4 separate regions of the Homo sapiens genome follow, and regions 2, 3 and 4 are each linked to region 1. The links are chromatin contacts, found by Hi-C or POLR2A ChIA-PET in ENCODE. All regions are on one chromosome and are shown on one strand. The core of a region is the stretch at or near the end of the contact, and the rest is flanking DNA. Distances in the headings are between cores, read along the strand shown. Region 1 overlaps CBFA2T3 (CBFA2/RUNX1 partner transcriptional co-repressor 3). Region 2 holds the start of TRAPPC2L (trafficking protein particle complex subunit 2L). Region 3 has its middle 49 kb from the start of CBFA2T3. Region 4 holds the start of APRT (adenine phosphoribosyltransferase).

Region 1 (2,700 bases), core at 2-2,501:
CACCACCATACCCGGCCAATTTTTTTTTTTTTTTTTTTTAAATAGAGACTGGGTTTCACCATGTTGGCCAGGCTGGTCTCGAACTCCTGACCTCAAGTGATCCGCCCACCTCGGCTTCTCAAAGTGCTGGGATTACAGGCGGAAGCCACCACCCCTGGCCAGGAATATTTCATCTTAATTAATTCAAACTCCAACGGCCACAGGTGGTGCATGGTGACGGAGTGGCAGGAGGCCCCACCACGCAATGCCAAAGGCACCAAAAGTGCAGGTGGACAAGGGCGGCCTCTGCCTCCCCGTGGGGCAGCCACACCTGCCTGCTCCTGGATTCTGCCAGGAGGACTGGGTCCCCAGCCCCTCCCTGCCCTGCCTGCTTGCCAGCCCCAGCTGGGTGGTCTTCCTCCAGCCAGGCCCACCTGAGGCTGCCTCCCGCCCTCCTGGAGGCCAAGCCCCTCGCCAGGGGGCTACATTAAACAGCAGGGCCAAACTCACTGGGGAGGCATCTTGGAGAGCAGCGGGACGGGTGTCTCCACAACCTGGAACAACACATCCTTTCTCTGAGTTTAAAGAAAACAGGCTGCTCTGGAGGCAAACCTTTTAAACAGATGTTTCCTCTTGGCGGAACCTCCCTGCTCCGCCCCCACCCTGGGCCTTCCCCCAGGCAAGGCCTGCCCGGCTCTCACAGGGCGGAGGCCTGGGGCAAGGGAGACCAAGTGATTTCAATTCTTTCTAGGAAAGGGGAGGAAAATATTTTTAAAAATGTGTTTTACAAGCCTGCCTCTGCCATTGTTGATGTAAACAGGTAAATTGTTTCCTGCCTCAATTAAAAACATCTGCCACATAAATGAATACCAATTAACTCATCCTGTTTTTAATTACTCTGTTAATTACACGCAGGCAGCAGAAAGGATGGGCGGGGGGAGCAGGGAAGCCGAGCCGATCCTCCGTGCCACGCCGCCCCACCCCAGCTTGGCAGGATCGGAAATGTGTCTGGCTGGTGACGGATGGGGTGGCAGGGAGGTGGTGGCACGTGGCCAGCCGGGATTTCCCGATCCAGGGCGGCGAGTGGGCCCCTCTTCCCGGGATCTCCCTGGGTGGGGTCCAGCCCCTGCCCCTCTCCTGCCCTCCCTCTCTGTCTGCAGCCCCCTGCTCACTTCTTGGGCCACATTTTGCTGGGGGAGGGAGGGGGGGCGGTTGGGGGGAGGCCTGGATTTTGTCCAGGAAGTTCTGCCTTAAGGCTGGGGTGGTAGGAGGATAAGAGTCACCCTAAACAGGACCCCTGGGAATTAGGATCCTGTCAGCTGCCATTTCCTGAGCCGTACATCCGCGGTGCCGGGGGACTTGCGGCTGCAGCTCCCTCATTTGAAGTTGCTTCCTCGGCGGCACCTGGGACGCCCCCCATATGCGCCATAGCCTTCGTGGTAATGACACAGTTTCTCGTTCGCTTGCTTCATTAAATGTCTACCTGGGGAATGGGGACGCCTCACCCCGTCTCACCCAGACCTCTCTGCGCGGCGCATTTTGACTCCCAGTTCACACGTGTCAAAGCTGAGGCCCACACAAGCAACTGCCTGTCCAGGGTTAAATCACTGGGACAGGCCAGGGTGAGCCGTGAGCCCAGGGCTCTGATTTCAGGGCTGGTGTCGATGCCACCAAACGTGTCGTGGCCAGGACATCCCGGGAGCTGGGTTCAATGGCTGAGGCTGGCCTGCGCCACACTTTGGGTGGGGGTACTTCCGGTCTAAGGGCATCTGAGGGTCTTCACCCAAGAGGGTACCCCATGCCTCCCTGGAAAACAGCCCCCACAGAAACTGTTCTCACCCTAGGTTTCTGCAGTCTAAGGATGCGGAGATGGCCAGACCTGGCTGGGCTCTCAGAGCCGGTCTAGCCAGAGTAAAAGTCCTGTCCAGCAGCAGGGCCTAGGATCCTCCCCGGGAAGACTGCTGCTGCCTTAGCAGGATTGAGGGGGCCGAGGGCTTCGGTGCACTCACCATGTCTGCCCCGGGCACCAGCGTGGGCGCAGTGGGAAGGGGCTGTATGGGCCTGGAGCATTAGATCCTGTCTGCCCTTTGCAGCACAGAGGAGGCAGGACCTGAGTCCCAGGGCCTGGCCATGCTGATGCCCGGGGCAGACATTCTGCAAGCAGTCTGCCTCTCCTATCCCACGCCAGGGCTATGCTTGAGGCCTTCCCGAGGGCGGGGTCAAGAATGCACCAATGCCCGGGACAGCAGCCAACCCACGCCTGTTCCTGGGCAAATCCCGCCTACAGGCCGGGTCCCAGCTTGCAGCCGTCGGAGGGTGGTGGACGGCCCCTTCCTGGAATCCCATCCCGACCTCGGAGACGGTGACACCACTGTTCCCGTGGCACAGGCTTTGCCCCTGCGTGGTTTCACATGGCCAACAAAATACTAACTCATTTAACCTCGGCAGCACCCCCACCCAGGAGGCTGTTCTGTTATATAATCACGATGAAAACATAAACCTCTCACTCTTCCCACCGTACAGATGGGGCAGCAAAGGCCCAGAGAGGAAGGAACTGCTCAAGGTGCACAGCGGACGGACAGAGCTGGGACCCGACCAGCTCTACACGGCTCTTTACAGGCCCCCAGCGCCCTCACCTAGCGCACCCCAGCTGCCTGCTCCCACCAGGTCCCTCCAAATACCCCACGTCTCCCCAATTCGCCAAATGTGGAGGGAGAGACG
Region 2 (2,700 bases), core at 49-2,548, 65 kb before region 1:
AGGGTCTCTGCTGGTCGGAGCCAGCACACAGGGGCTGAGCGACACCGACGGCCCAAAACTGTCTGGTACTCGGTGTCGTCCCAGTCCTCACACACAACGTGAGCACGGCGGGACAGGTGTAACCCCCCAGGTGTGGCAGCTGAGGTTCAAGAATGGAAGTGACCCCCAAGCTTGGAGACAGTAGGGTTTCAACCCAGGTGTGTCTGGGGTCCTGCACGGTGACCCATGCCCCAGGCAGGCTCATTCCTGAGTCTCCAGGTGGCTCCCACAAGGAGTTAGGGAAGGAGGCCTCCAGGCTGGCTGTGACCCCTGACCCCGCACTTGCCCACCAGGAGACATTCCAGCCTTTCAGTTCTTCAGACCTTAGGGACACCTGACCTTCGCTCAGCATTCTCCAGAGGACAGAGACAGCCGTCAGGTAAGACTGGAGCCCAGCGGGGGGACCCGGCGGCCCGAGGTGGCGGGAGTGATTCCTAGGGCGACGCAGCTCTCAGGCAGGGCGGCAGGAGCAGCCTCTTCCTCCCTTTGGGGAGGCCACGCTGCGCGCCCACCTTTCCCAAGAGTAGAGGGCGGGAAAGGTCAGACGGGGGAGGCAGGGCCCGGTAGCACGCCGGCCACCCACCTGCCAGGGAGGACGCTGTCCCGGTCATGCAGCACAGTGGCAGCGCGTGTGGTGATCGGTGACCGCCGAGACCCCACGCCTGGACCCCGCGGCCACTCCCCGAGGGGCCTCCCCCTCCCCGCACGGGGATACCCCCCGTCCCCTCCCCCTCCTCCTCCCCGCGCGGGGCCTCCCCCCTTCCCCAAGGGGCCTCCCCTCACCTCTCCCCCCACCCCGCCCGCCCTTCCCCCACCTCGCTCCTCCCTCCATCCGCCCCTCCCCTCCCCGCCCCACCCCGGCCCTGCCCCGTCCCACCGCCCGCACTCACGTCGTCCATGAGCAGGAGCAGGATGTTGGGGGGCTGCGGGGCGCCCGAGGCCCCCATCCCCGCGGCGCTGAGCACCAGCAACAGCTGCCACCACCTCGTCGCCGCGACAACCGCCGCCATGGCAACCACGGGAGCCGCGGAGCCCCGGCCAGCGAGCCGACCTAGCGAGCGTCCGCCGGCCCTTCCGGCTGGGCTGCGGGGCGGGGCCTGGACGGCCACGTGACTCGCGGGGCGGGGCCAGAGTCCGCGGAGGGACGGGAGGCGGGGCCTGGACTGCCTCGTGACCAGTGGGGCGGGGCCTGAGCCAGCTGTGTGCGGATGGGGCGGGGCTTTGGAGGCCGCGTGACCAGCGGCGGGTCACGTGACGCGGTGCCTGGCGCCGAGCCTCCCAAGATGGCGGTGTGCATCGCGGTGATTGCCAAGGAGGTGCGTACGCGCGGCGTGGGGCGTCCGGGCTCGCACCATCCTCGGCTCTCCGCTTTCTTTCTACTTCTTCCCTGGGCTTAGAAGGCACCTTAGGAAATGGGACCTGGAGGAGGCCTTCGCCGAGCTCCAGCGGTCAGGGGCTTCGCGGTGGACGAGCCGCCAGGCAGACCCTGACTGAGACCCCAGTTCCGCGCTCGCCCGTCCCGCTGCTGAACGCACCCCTCGGCGCAGCAGGTCTCCTCCCCGCCAGGACCCACCAGAAACCTAGGTGGTCCCGGGCACTACCTCCGTCCTCCGTCCTCAGCAGGTTCTGCCCGTTCTCCCGTCCAGCGCTGGTTCCCCGCGGACGGCGGCCCCGGCCCTCCTGCCAGTCTCCCCGGAGCCGAGTTAAAAACAAATCGGATCCTGTCACGCCTCTGCCTGAGACCTCTGCAGTGGCTTCTCGTTGCCTTAGGATGCTGTCTGAATAACCTGCTCTGGGATCCTTTCCCCCCATAACCCTTGGCACTCTCCGCTCCAACCAAACAATTCTGCAGCTCCCTGGACATGCTCTGCCCTCTCACCTGTGGGCCTTTGCACGCGGAACACCTCTCCCCAGCTCCCATCCTCTTTACTGGCCCACATACATTTCAACTGGAAAGCATTTTCTGAAGGCTAAGACTGAGCTGGGTGGCTGCCCACACGCTCCTGCTGCACGGAGCCTTCATTTCCTAGCCAGGGTCTCCCGAGACCAGACTCGAGACCGCTCCCTGCTGGGCGGTGGCTGCTGCTAAGCTGCTCATGGGCTTCCCTCTTGGCCAAGATGATCATTTGCTTGTTTGTGGGTTTATTGACTAGGTATCACTCCCCACGAGGGTAGCGAGGACTCTTGTTCACTGTATTTGTGCAGGACCCAGTGCTGAACACACACAGGGTAAATGGTGGTGTGTGAAAGACCGAGAAAGAAGCTGTTAATTCTGGGCTTCCAATGGTCAGAAATGCAGAGATGAAGGGAATTTGAGCTGAGTCTTGAAGGGTTTAGTAAAAGGGTCACTGTCAAGGTGAAGAAAAGCCAGTATTGAGGGTGCTGTATTTGGGTGAGCCATGCAGAGTTAGAGGTGGGCTGAGGCAGAGTGGCCTCCAGGAGAAGGTGAGAGGCGTGCCCAGGTGCCAGGCTTGATCGGCAGGCTGTGCTCAGGCCCATTTTTCTGATTCATTTTTTCTTTTCCGCCCACCCTACTGCTGCTGCTTTGCAAACAACACATAAATCTCCTTAGGTTAGCTGGGATCCCCTGAAGGCAGTGCCCACTGCGGCATAGAGAATGAAGCGGTGGGCCTTAGAGCATGGGAATGCGTTCCCCGGGTG
Region 3 (2,700 bases), core at 10-2,509, 100 kb after region 1:
CATTGGAAACAGAACTAGCAGTTTATCGCAGAGGCACAAGAAAAACAGAATAGTGTAAATAGAACTAGCAGGTGATCGCAGAGGCACGAGAAAAACAGAACAGTGGAAATGGAGCTAGCAGGTTATCGCAGAGGCACACACACACACACAAAAACCAGAACAGTGGGAATGGAACTAGCAGGTTATCACAGAGGTTGCAGGGATCATCGTGCTCCAAACCATCCTAAGGTTTTGTTCTGGACTTCCTGGCACCTGAAGCAAAAAGGGAAACAAAAAGGTGTTGTGAGCTTTCATTTTGTGTTTGGCTTTTCCAATTTTTCCGAAAATCACAGGAGAGGTAAAAGCTTTCACAGAAAGAGTGCACTGTGCCATGAGGAACCTGGAATGGGTCCCTGCTCTCTGATCTCAAGAAAATCAACAACCTGTTTGGTCTTGTTTTCGTCTCTGGTGAAATGGGAATAATAATAATGTCCAGGCTGGGCGCGGTGGCTCACGTCTGTCATCCCAGCACTTTGGGAGGCTGAGGCAGGCAGATCACCTGCGGTCAGGAGTTCCAGACCAGCCTGGCCAACATGGTGAAACCCCTTCTCTACTAAAAATATAAAAATTAGCTGGGTGTGGTGGTGCATGCCTGTAGTCCCATCTACTCGGGAGGCTGAGGCTGGAGAATTGCTTGAACCTGGGAGGCAGAGGTTGCAGTGAGCCAAGATCGGACCACTGCACTGTGACCAATAAATAAATAAAATAATAATCACAATAGTGCCCACCTGCTTCCCTGGGAGGATGAGAGGCCCAAGGGAATGGATGCTTGTGAAGTGCAGTCAGGCAACTCTGGGGGGCTGTGAATAAGAGGGGTATTACGTTAAGCTCCTGGAGGGTGGGGTTGCCATCCACCGCTGCCCTAGGTGGGCTGCTTATCCTTGGTTCTCAGGTCCCTGCCTGAGGTTACTACCAACACCGCACTCTCTCAGCCAGCAAAGGGTTTTTGGTTTGGAGAACAAAGTCTATGGTTATCATATCCATGTATATGCCTATTTTTGGTTTTGTATTTATTTTAGTATTATTTAAAATGCAGTTCCTTATCTCGAGGAGCTCATGTTGCAGAAGAGTCTAGACAACAGGAGGGAATCCCACCAAGGGCAGTGTTGAAAGATTTCAGTGGGTTCCACAGTTTCCTCTCTTCTCATACGAGCCTTTGTCTTTTGCACCAAACACTCATGCGTGAGAGAGAAAAGGAGATGAGGGAGCCAGGCTCTGAGTACCTTCCCTGACGTGAGGTGTGAAGACAGTTCTGCCACTTCCTGTGTGACTTTGGCAAGGCACTGAAACACTCAGCCACTTACCTCGTCTATGACTCAGGGTTGTAAGAAATGGTCAGTAAATCACCAGGTGTCGTGGCTGTGGTAGATGCTGTAGAAATGGTTCATGACAGTGACTGTTCTCACCATTGCCCCAATTGCATTCAATCTTTCCAGACTGTTCTTCAGTAAAAGCTGATGACTCATCCTTCCCAGAACCAAACAACCTATTCTTTCAGTGGGGGAGGTTTTCAATTATGATTGCCATTTTTTTTAAAAATCAGATGTCCTTTCAGAGTTTCTATTTCTTCTTGTGTCAGTTCTGGTAATTTGTGTCTTTTAAATCTCAGAAGATTTAAACCTTAAATGATTTAAATCTTTTGAATTTATTGACATGTTTTATAGTGAATGATCTAAGTACATTTGAAAAAAAAAGTATGTGTTCTGGGTGGGTGGGAGCATCCTATTAATGCCAACTAGGTCATGTTGGTTGATATGTTGTGTTTGTCTTTTGCATCCTTGCTGATTTTCTGTCTACACATTCTGTTGCTGAGAGAGGAGTATTGAACGCCCTAGAAATTTGTCCATTCCCTCTACTGTCAAGTTTATTGGCATAAAGTTGTTCAGAATATTCCCTAATTCTCCTTTTAATACCTACAGGGTCTGTGGCAATGTGTTATCTTTCATTCCTGTTACTGGTCATTTATATTCTGTCTCTCTAGTAATCTAGGAGTTTATCAATTTTATCAATATTTTCAATGACCTAACTTGTGAATTTCTTGACTTTTCTCTATGGTTTGTTCATTTTCTATTTCGTTGATTTTTGCTGTTTAATACATCCTTTTTGAGCTTAATTTGTTCTTTTTCTAGATTTTCAAAGTGGAAGTTTAGATCATTTGTTTTCAACCTTTAGTCTGCTAACACAAGCATTTAAAGCTATAAATTCAACTTTAAGCACTGCTTTGGTTAGAGCACCAAATTTTGATATGTCATGTTTTCATTTTTATTAGTCCAAAATATTTTCTAATTTCCTTTGTGATTTCTTGTTTTACCCATATGTTATTTAGAAGTTTATTGTTTAATTTCCAAATATTTAAGGACATTTTACAGATATCTTAATGTAATTAATTTCTAACTTTATAGTGAGAGAACATATCTTATATGATTTCAATCTTTTCATTTGTTGACATGTTTTATGGTGAATGATCTATGTGCATTTGAAAAAAAAGTTTGTGTTCTGTTCTGGGTGGGTGGGAGTGTCCTATCAATGTCAACTAAGTCATGTTGGTTGATATGTTGTTTTTGTCTTTTGCATCCTTGCTGATTTTCTGTCTGCACATTCAGTTGCTGAGAGAGGAGCACTGAACGCCCTAGAATTGTGGGTTTGTCTGTGTTTCTCTGT
Region 4 (2,700 bases), core at 1-2,500, 110 kb before region 1:
AGGAATGTTACCCATCACCTACCCGGAGCTGCTTCCAGGTCAGAGTGCAGACCTGGGTCTGTCTTTTAAGGGACCACTTCTTAGCTGTGTGTTCCTAGGGGAGTCACCACCCCTCTCTCTGAGCTGAGCAGCCCATCTGTAACTGGGCTGGTAGAAACCTGACAGGCCTCAGCTTACTCTCAAAGGCAGCTCTGCACCAGGGCTTCTGTCTAAAAAGGGAGTCTCTCGAGGTGGCCTGAGCTGTGATGGTTGGGGGACGCTCAGGGAAACCCTGCCCCGGCCTGGCAGGAGGTCAGGGAGGGCTTCCTGCAGGAGGTGAGAAGGGAGCTCTGGCAGTGTTGTGGCTCCAGCAAGAGCTGGCGCTTTCCTCAGGGCAGTGTCCAGGGAGTGGGCTGTCACACCCTAGGAGAGGCAAGACGGCCAGGAACACTCTGTTCTCCCTGGGCCACCTCTTGGGCTCTCCCGGAGGCCTCCAGGCCTCCCTTCCCTGGGTGGGCATTCCGTGATCTTCACCAGGGAAGGCCTGGCTCGTGGCAGGCGCTCAATACCAGCTCGCAGAAGGAACAAGAAGCAAGGCAGCTGGGCCCTGTGGATTCAGCTTGGGCACTCCAGGGAGACCAACTGACCCGGCAACTCGGTCACGCCTGTCCTGGGCTGGGGACCCGGAACCTGCGGGAAGGACGCCTGCACAGCGCGGCGGCCTCGGGGGCTCAATCTCACAACCCTTCCCGGGCGACCCAAGCACGGCGCCCGTCCCGGCGCCCCCTGAAGCACCCCAAAGGCCCTCCCCCAAGCAGACGCGCAGAGCCCACGTGCTGCCCTCGGCGCGCGCAGAGGCGGAAGCGCCCTAGATGCGGCCACTGGGCACTCGCCTGCGATGTAGTCGATGCGGCCCCCGTGGGTCGCCTTCAGGTGTCGCGCCAGGAGGCCGATGGCGGCGCGGAAGGAGGCGGGGTCCTTCAGGACGGGCGAGATGTCCCTGGACCCAAGGACAGGCCTGGTGACGCCGGGGCCGAAGGAGGGCAGGGCCCCGGGGGCGAAAGACGAGGGTTCCCGCCCCGCCCGCCCGGAGGTCGCGGGCCACGCGCTCCCATCCGTAGGCCCGCAGGTCGGGGCGCCACGAGGGCGGCCTGTGCGTGCACCTGAATACCACGCCTGGGGTGGGGAAGTCGGGGAAGCTGCGGATCCGCTGCTCAACCAGCTGCAGCTCGGAGTCGGCCATGGCCGCGTGCGAAGAGCCAGCGGCAGCCCGAGCGCGCCTGCGCGGGGACGGGCGGGACCGCCACGAGGGGTGGGGCATCCCCGGAGGGCGGAGCGTGGGTGAGGGGCGGGGCATCCGTCGCCGGAAGCCTGTACCGTATTTCATGGACTCCTAGGCGCCATCGATTTTAAGACGCGCTCGCATTCCACGCACCACTGAGCAGAACGTTCGAACCGGACAAAAGTGCGAGTCAAGGCGCCCTTCCTTGTCTCGGGCTACGCTTCTGACTGCAGCCAGGCAGCTGTGGGCCGGGGCCTTGGCGGCTGGAGGAGGGGCGTGAGCTGGTCTCGCCCACGCACCTGGCGCGCGTACGGGCCGCGCCCTTTCTCCTTTATTGGCCGAGATCCCCACGCTGCGCGCGGGAGGCTGGCGCGCGGGGTGGAGAAGGGCGTGAGGAAGCGGTCCAAGTAGCAGGAGGGCGGTGCAGGGCCCGGAGGGAGCAGCCCAGGGCGGAGGCGGCGGGCCTGGGCTGGACCGGCCGGGGGCGCTGGCCTCTCGCGGATGGGCCCTGCCGTTGAGGCGGCTCTTCCCCGCCCGGACCCGGGGGAGGGAGGCCGGAAGGTGTGGCCAGGCCAGGGCGCGCATCCGCGAGGGCAGAAGCCCTTCTGTCCGCCTGCAGAGGCCAGGTGACCCCTTAGCCTTGGGGTGGGGAGCTGTGAACCCCCTGGCCGCCCGAGGACTGGTACCCAGGGGGTTGTGTGAGGCATAACTCCCCCCAAACACAATTTCCTTTCAAGAAAATCCCCAGAGCTAAAATGCCTTGTGCTCTATTCCAAGACTTTTCTTCATTTCGCAACTTTTTTTTGAGAAGGACTCTCGCTCTGTCGCCCAGGATGGAGCACAGTGGCGCCATCTGGGCTCACTGCAAGCTCCACCTCCTGGGTTCCGGCCATTCTCCCGCCTCAGCCTCCCGAGTAGCTGGGACTACAGGAGCCCGCCACCACGCCCTGCTAATTTTTTGTATTTTTAGTAGAGACGCAGTTTCACTGTGTTAGCCAGGATGGTCTCGATCTCCTGACCCCGTGATCTGCCCGCTTCGGCCTCCCAAAGTGCCGGGATTACAGGCGTGAGCCACCGCGCCCGGCCCATCATTTCGCAACTTTTACAATTCAGCTTTGGCCTGGCAGTTACTGCAGAAGGGAAAACCCACTCAGTGGAAGGCAGCCCCCAGGAGCCTTCGGAGGGGGAGGCCGGAGGCTGCATGCGGCTGCTGGGGCCCCGGTTCCAGGGCGGGTGGGGGACCCATCGTCTGATGCCAAGGGGCGTGGTAGGGGCGGCTGCCTCGCAGTGTGCGGTGGTCAGGGCTGGCAAGGCCTGGGGCCTGGGCTCCAGACCCCTAGGGAAGGTGGAAATGGAGGACCCTGACATCCTCACGTCCCCGGGGAAGCTGCCACATGAGCCGGCCCCACCGGTCCAAGTGTGTGAGCTACACTTCAGCC

What was found. A loop is a pair of places that touch in the nucleus more often than their neighbours do. ChIA-PET counts read pairs that join two places held with the same protein, here RNA polymerase II (POLR2A). Pooled maps may share reads with other maps.
Region 2: a map of endothelial cell of umbilical vein shows a loop between it and region 1 (8-fold over the local background). The contact joins the promoter of TRAPPC2L here to the enhancer-like site in region 1. A Hi-C loop is called at or near these places in 8 of 168 maps with a recorded cell type or tissue (B cell, GM12878, IMR-90 and 5 more), 7 of 37 single-sample maps with no recorded cell type and 17 of 50 pooled maps. POLR2A ChIA-PET finds 5 or more read pairs at or near these places in 5 of 52 experiments (Caco-2, HepG2, RWPE1 and 2 more).
Region 3: a loop to region 1 is called in a pooled map, with 2.0 times the contacts of the local background. The contact joins two enhancer-like sites. A Hi-C loop is called at or near these places in 3 of 50 pooled maps. POLR2A ChIA-PET finds 5 or more read pairs at or near these places in 2 of 52 experiments (K562 and activated B cell).
Region 4: a map of endothelial cell of umbilical vein shows a loop between it and region 1 (3-fold over the local background). The contact joins the promoter of APRT here to the enhancer-like site in region 1. A Hi-C loop is called at or near these places in 8 of 168 maps with a recorded cell type or tissue (B cell, endothelial cell of umbilical vein, heart left ventricle and 3 more), 8 of 37 single-sample maps with no recorded cell type and 15 of 50 pooled maps. POLR2A ChIA-PET finds 5 or more read pairs at or near these places in 2 of 52 experiments (BJ and OCI-LY7).

What each region holds. Positions count from the first base shown.
Region 1 is chr16:88,920,425-88,923,124 of GRCh38, forward strand. The region is part of intron 1 of CBFA2T3 (CBFA2/RUNX1 partner transcriptional co-repressor 3); the gene reads right to left. Among named protein-coding and RNA genes, the nearest start is that of PABPN1L, 55 kb to the left of the region's middle. RefSeq lists enhancers at 1,276-1,355, 2,561-2,700. Within about 2 kb of position 1,252, at least 21 of the 41 ENCODE cell types and tissues checked have a DNase peak (open chromatin) inside an H3K27ac peak, as active enhancers do; they include B cell, endothelial cell of umbilical vein, heart left ventricle and 2 more, where a contact is called at or near this core.
Region 2 is chr16:88,855,829-88,858,528 of GRCh38, forward strand. TRAPPC2L (trafficking protein particle complex subunit 2L) reads left to right here and starts at 1,299. Exons shown (of 5, transcript NM_001318525.2): 1 at 1,299-1,355. The coding sequence starts at 1,323. It overlaps GALNS (galactosamine (N-acetyl)-6-sulfatase), which reads right to left and starts at 1,119. Exons shown (of 14, transcript NM_000512.5): 1 at 930-1,119. The coding sequence starts at 1,049. LOC107983950 (a long non-coding RNA gene) reads right to left here and starts at 752. Exons shown (of 2, transcript XR_933884.3): 1 at 623-752; 2 at 1-473. RefSeq lists a silencer at 852-1,251.
Region 3 is chr16:89,024,957-89,027,656 of GRCh38, forward strand. No RefSeq gene overlaps it. Among named protein-coding and RNA genes, the nearest start is that of CBFA2T3, 49 kb to the left of the region's middle. RefSeq lists a silencer at 1,309-1,388. Within about 2 kb of position 1,260, at least 2 of the 41 ENCODE cell types and tissues checked have a DNase peak (open chromatin) inside an H3K27ac peak, as active enhancers do.
Region 4 is chr16:88,810,678-88,813,377 of GRCh38, forward strand. APRT (adenine phosphoribosyltransferase) reads right to left here and starts at 1,251. Exons shown (of 5, transcript NM_000485.3): 1 at 1,143-1,251; 2 at 873-979. The coding sequence starts at 1,222. RefSeq lists enhancers at 1-120, 1,626-2,310, 2,311-2,700 and silencers at 1,004-1,403, 1,654-1,913.